Regions from separate parts of the Homo sapiens genome. Here region 1 is linked to region 2. A link is a loop called in an ENCODE intact Hi-C map of the cell type or tissue named here. Cell type or tissue: Caco-2. All regions are shown on one strand. Each heading gives the region's core, and the rest is flanking DNA. Links, peaks and the distances in the headings are about the cores only. Region 1 has its middle 160 kb from the start of PTBP2. Region 2 has its middle 160 kb from the start of DPYD-AS1.

Region 1 (2,812 bases), core at 222-2,721, 52 kb after region 2:
GAATCCTAATATTTAAATATCCAGATCTGTAATATAATTAACTTTCACAAAACTAATAAAAACCTGTGTGTGTGTGTGTGTGTGTGTGTGTGTGTGTATTCTGAGATCACGGAACAACTAGGAGCTGACCACAGCCCCAGAAATCAGAGAAACAAACTTGGAATCTTACTTTCCTCTTGAATACTTCTTGTAAGTACTATTTGAATTAATTTTTATTCACTGAAAAAAAGGCAATATATTTTAGCAAAGTTCCTTCCATCATTGAAAGGTTAAAGAGGCCAGGTGCGGTAGTTCACGCCTGCAATCCCAGCACTTTGGGAGGCCAAGGCGGGCGGATCACCTGAGGTCAGGAGTTCGAGACCAGCCTGGCCAACATAGTGAAACCCCATCTCTACTAAAAATACAAAAAAGAATTAGCCAGGCATGGTGGTGTGTGCCTGTAGTCCCAGCTACTCGGGAGACTGAGGCACAGTGAGCTGAGATGGTTCCACTACACTCCAGCCTGGGCAACAGAGTGAGACTCTGTCTCAAAATAAATAAATAAATAGTAACAAGAGAAGACAATCATTTCATAGGAAATCAAGTGAAACAGAAAGATCTAAAGATCTGTTCGGTGCTATCCTATATAAGTCATTTTTTTTTGTCTTTCCAGAGTTGTTACAGGGCTGAGTATAAGACAGAGGTGGGGAGCAGCCCTGTATAATCCTTTTCCAGGGAGGACGTGAGAGTCTGAAGAGTCAGGAGACTCGGGGGGGTCTTAAGTTTTATTACCCTGTGAAGAGAAAAACCCAGAGCCATAGAAGTTGTCCTTCTTACCTTTTTATGCATTTGTTCAAATCTTCATAAAAAGCCTACAAATTACAGATATCAGGAAACGGAGGCTGAGAGTTAAATAACATGCCCACAGACATCATTGGTAAAGATCGTAACTCATATTGTCAGATTCCACAGTCCACTAATCTTTCCCCTAAACAATCACATTCTGCTTCCCAAAAATCATCACTGGCTTTTCTAATATCACTAGTAACATCTTCAAATTAGAAGCTTGAGTTATCAAAGGCTGGACATGCCCCCATCCACATTCTTGGGAAATGATATCTAAATTGAAGGTGATTTTGATAATAATATTCTTACTGTATTCTTGGTATCCACATGCCTGACACTATTATTAGAAGTGTCTTCACACCTTAAGAACGTCACCTAATTAATCTTCATAATCCATGAGGAAAGTATATATTATCTCCATTTTACAGATGAGGAAGCTCAGGCTCACCACTAGTAAGATGGAAAGCTAGAAATTTATATGTAGTCCACTAGTCTCACTATCTTTTCCCCCAGCTTTGTTTAGGCACCATTGACAGATTAAAATTGTATATATTTATGATGCACAATGTGATGTTTTGATATGTGTATACATTGTAAAATTATAATCACAATCAAGCTAATTAACATACCCAGTACCTCAAATGATTATTATTTGTGTGTGTGTGCTGAGAACATTTAAGATCTGCTTTCCCGGCAAATTTAAAGTGCAGTTATATAGCAGATTATTAACTATCATCACCAGGGGGTACATGAGATCTTAAAACTTACTCATCCTGCCTAACTGAAATTTTGCACCCTTTGACCAACATCTCCTCATTTTCCCCACCCCCCAGCCCCTGGCAATCACCATTCTACAGTCTGCTTCTGTGAATTTCACATTTTTTAGATTCCATTTAAAAGTGAAACCACGCAGTATTTGTCTTTCTGTGCCTGGCTTATTTCACTTAGCATAACATCTTGCAGGTACATTCATGTTGTCACAAACCTGTTAGATTTGGGTTTGTCATATATGGCTTTATTGCATTGAAGTACTTTCCTTCTATTTTGTTGAGAATTGTTACTATGAAAGGTTGTTAAATTTTGTCAGATGCTTTTTCTGCATTTATTGAGATAATCATATAATTGTTATTCTTCATTCTGTTAATGTAATGTATTATATTCATTGATTTACGTATGTTGAATCATCCTTGCATCCCAGGGATAAATCCCACTTCATCATGGTGTATGAACCTTTCGATAATGTGCTGTTGAAATCAGTTTGCCAGTATTTTGTTGGAGATTTTTGCATCTATATTTAACGGAAATGTTAGCCTGTAATTTTCGTTTTTTGTAGTGTCTTTGTCTGGCTTTGGTATCAGGGTGGTATGGTTTGGCTCTGTGTCCCCACCCGAATCTCACCTTACATTGTAATAATCCCCATGCATCAAGGGCGGGGCCAGGTGGAGGTAATTGGAGCATGGAGGTGGTTCCCTCATGCTGTTCTCATGATAATGAGTGAGCCTCATGAGATATGATGATTTTATAAGCATCTGGCAATTCCTCTGCTTGCACTCATTCTCTCTCCTGCTGCTCTGTTAAGAGATAGATGCCTTCTGCCATGACTGTAAGTTTCCTGAGGCCTTCTCAGCTGATATAGTTTGGGTATATCCCCACCCAAATTTCACCTTTAGATTTGAATTGTTAACTCCCTTAATTCCCACGTGTAGTGGGAGGGACCTGATAAGAGGTAATTGAATCAGGGGATGGGTCTTTCCCATACTGTTCTCGTGATAGTGAATAAGTCTCACAAGAGCTGATGGTTTTATAAATGGGACTTCCCCTGCAGAAGCCCTCTTGTTTGCTGCCATGTAAGACGTGCTTTTGCTTCTCTTTTGCCTTCTGCCATGATTGTGAGGCCTCCCCAGCCATGTGGAAATGTGAGTCCATTAAACCTCTTTCCTTTATAAATTACCTGGTTTCAGGTATGTCTTTATTGGCAGCATAAGAA
Region 2 (2,812 bases), core at 6-2,505:
AAATTCCTCAAATGTTTGCTTATGGTTTGGTCCACATCACGTCTCGGAACTCATCTCTTATTTCTCTCTAGTTTGCTTCCTCTGCTCCATTTATTTGTTCTTCTTCAAATATTGTAAACACATTCTCACCTAAGGGTCTTTGGGCTGGCTATTCCCCGTGTCTGAAACACTCTTCCCCACATAAACACTGGTTGTATCTTTTATTTTCTTCAGGTCTCTGTTCACATGGTACTTTGCCAGGGAGGTCTTTTCTGGCCATTCCATATTAAATAACAATTCTGCCACCAGAATTCCCAATATCTATCATTGCTAAATATTATGTGTGTGTGTGTGTGTATATATATACACACACACACACACACACACACACACACATATATATATATAGATATATGCTTGTTAATTTGTCCATTATCAATCTCTTCTTCTAGAAATGGATGTCTATGCTCCCAAGACAGGGACTCTTGACTGTTTTATTCATTACTATATCCCTAGATCCCAGAAAAATACCTGGCCTATAGCAAGTGCTCAATATGGTTTTCTCAAATGAATAAGTGCCCACTTTTTTAGCAACTTCATTCTTACTTCTCCCAACAATACCTTCTTCTCATTTTCCTCTCATTGACGTGATTAAACCAGCTCAAGAAACTGCCATCTGTAAATGATACTTAGAATTCCTCCCACAGACAGAGTTCCTTGAAAACTAAACCAAAAAGTAATAGAAAGCTGTGGAAAATTTTAATATATTTATTTTAGGTTAAAATTATAATTTTTACTAGGCCTGCACAGTATGATTTATTTTAGGAAAAACATTTGTGAACCAAAGGAGGAAAAAAAAGAAAAAGAAAAAGAAAGCAAGAAAAGGAGGGCGGGAGGGGGTTAGTTAACTGTCAGATCTTTCCTAGTTACTGCAAAGGTTATCTACGAGGATCAGATGTGTGTGAAAACACTTTGTAAACTGCACAGTAGTGCAAACCCAGGTTGTTTAATTAAAATCATATTTTCTTGTTTCATTGTCAACCGAGTCATTTTTGTTTACAGATCTATTTTTTAAAGCCTTTCTAAAATATTCGGGTAACACTTTCTGCCTAAGTAGATACAGTACTGCATTCTAAATCTTGCCTTCTATAAAAAGAGAAAGAACAGTGTGGTAGGCGGAGCGATGCCCCCACCCTTCCTAACCACCAAAGATGTCCATGTCCTAATCTCTGTAACCTGTGAATACGTCAGGTTACCTGGCCAAGGGAAATTAAAGTTGCAGATGGAATTAACATTGCTAATTAGCAGACCTTAAAATAGGGAGATTAGCCTGGATCATCCAAGTGTGCTTGATATAACTACAAAGGTTATTATAAGGGGACATCAGGGAGACCCAACAGAGACAGCAGCATGAAACCCGGTAAACATTGCAGGCTTTGAAGATGGAAGGGGGCCAGGAGCCAAGGAATGTGACTGGCCTTAAAAAAAAAAACAGAAAAGGCAAAGAAGTGGATTCTTCCCTAGAGCCTGCAGAAGGAATGCAGCCCTGCCTACACCTTGATTTCAGCCCAATGATACTCGTGTTGGACTTTTGACCTCCAGAACTATAAGATAATACATTTGCATTGTTTTAAGCACCGAGTTTGTGGTAATTTTTTACAGGAGCAATAGATAATGGAGACAAACAACAATGTGGCAAAGCATAGGCTCCTGTGCCAAACACACTTGAGTCTTAGTTCCAGACCCACCAACCCCTGCCAGCCTTTGTTCCTCATCAGTAAAATGAGAATCAAGATAGTGCCTTCTCCCTAGGAATAGCGTTAGGATTAACTACGGTGGTGTAAAGTAATTAAAACAGGGCCTGGAACAGGGCAAGTTCTCAATAATCATTAGCTGTTAGCTTTTAACTGATCATTTTCTTTGAATTTTAAGTATGAATTTACCATAGAAGTCAAGGGCATAGTAAAGTAAACTGCATATGTATTGGAACAAGAATAAAATTTGGAGTTGGAAGAAAGTTATCATAGCAACATGATCTTGGACAAATCATTTAACCTTCTTCATCTGCAAAATGAGATAATCATAACTGCCCAGTCTATACCAAATTAGGTGCTCAAAATGAAAGCACTTCGGAACTCAAACTCACGCTGCTGGAATTTTTGCACATCTTGTAAATCCTTCCTGTCAGCTTCTTTTGTTGATATTTGGTTTTGTGAGTGTGGCATAATGAAGAAAGGTTCTCTAGCTACTGCAAGGTTATAGTTAGTTGGGTTTTGGTTATGATCATTTTTTCACTAGATAACAAGGTAGTTGAGAGACAATATTAGCCAAACAAGATTTTTCTTTAAATATAATGTGGGTCATAACTATGTCCCAGAGAGGAATCAGAGAAATTTTTCTAAAATCACCATAAAGAACATGACATTTCTTTTTCTGTATTGACTCTTCTTGAAAAATGCTTATCTTAAGCTCAGCTCACCTTCATCACAATTCTTCTGAACAGGCTGAGTGTCTGAAGATTAGATCACATCTGTTTGTGCATAGAGTAGGAATCCTGTCATCACAAATGCAGTGACCCAGGCAGCCTGGTCCCTCATTTTCTCTTCCCTTCTCCCTAAATCAGATGTTACGTGTGAAAAGTCCTTGATTAGCTGTAATATACCTCAGCTGGGTTTCCACTTTAATGCCATTGTTGTTCTAGATCTATCTTGGTCTTTTATTATTAATTATTATTATTATTATTATTATTATTATTTATTCACCTTCCTCTTTTTCCCGCTTGTTTTCCTAAATTCAACCTCTTTCCTCTCTTTCTTAGGTATTCTGTGACACA

Evidence for each region. Hi-C counts contacts between places; a loop is a spot of excess contacts. Peaks named below come from ENCODE experiments on the same cell type or tissue, not always from the same donor. Only the 100,000 strongest peaks of a DNase experiment are listed, where the experiment ranks them.
Region 1: it touches region 2 in a loop (3-fold over the local background); 2 of 110 quality-filtered maps call a loop at or near these places.

What each region holds. Positions count from the first base shown.
Region 1 is chr1:96,881,138-96,883,949 of GRCh38, reverse strand. No RefSeq gene overlaps it. Among named protein-coding and RNA genes, the nearest start is that of PTBP2, 160 kb to the right of the region's middle. In Caco-2, for the core only: no CTCF peak of the experiment used is centred there; no DNase peak of the experiment used is centred there.
Region 2 is chr1:96,933,149-96,935,960 of GRCh38, reverse strand. No RefSeq gene overlaps it. Among named protein-coding and RNA genes, the nearest start is that of DPYD-AS1, 160 kb to the left of the region's middle. In Caco-2, for the core only: no CTCF peak of the experiment used is centred there; a DNase peak (open chromatin) is centred at 1,510.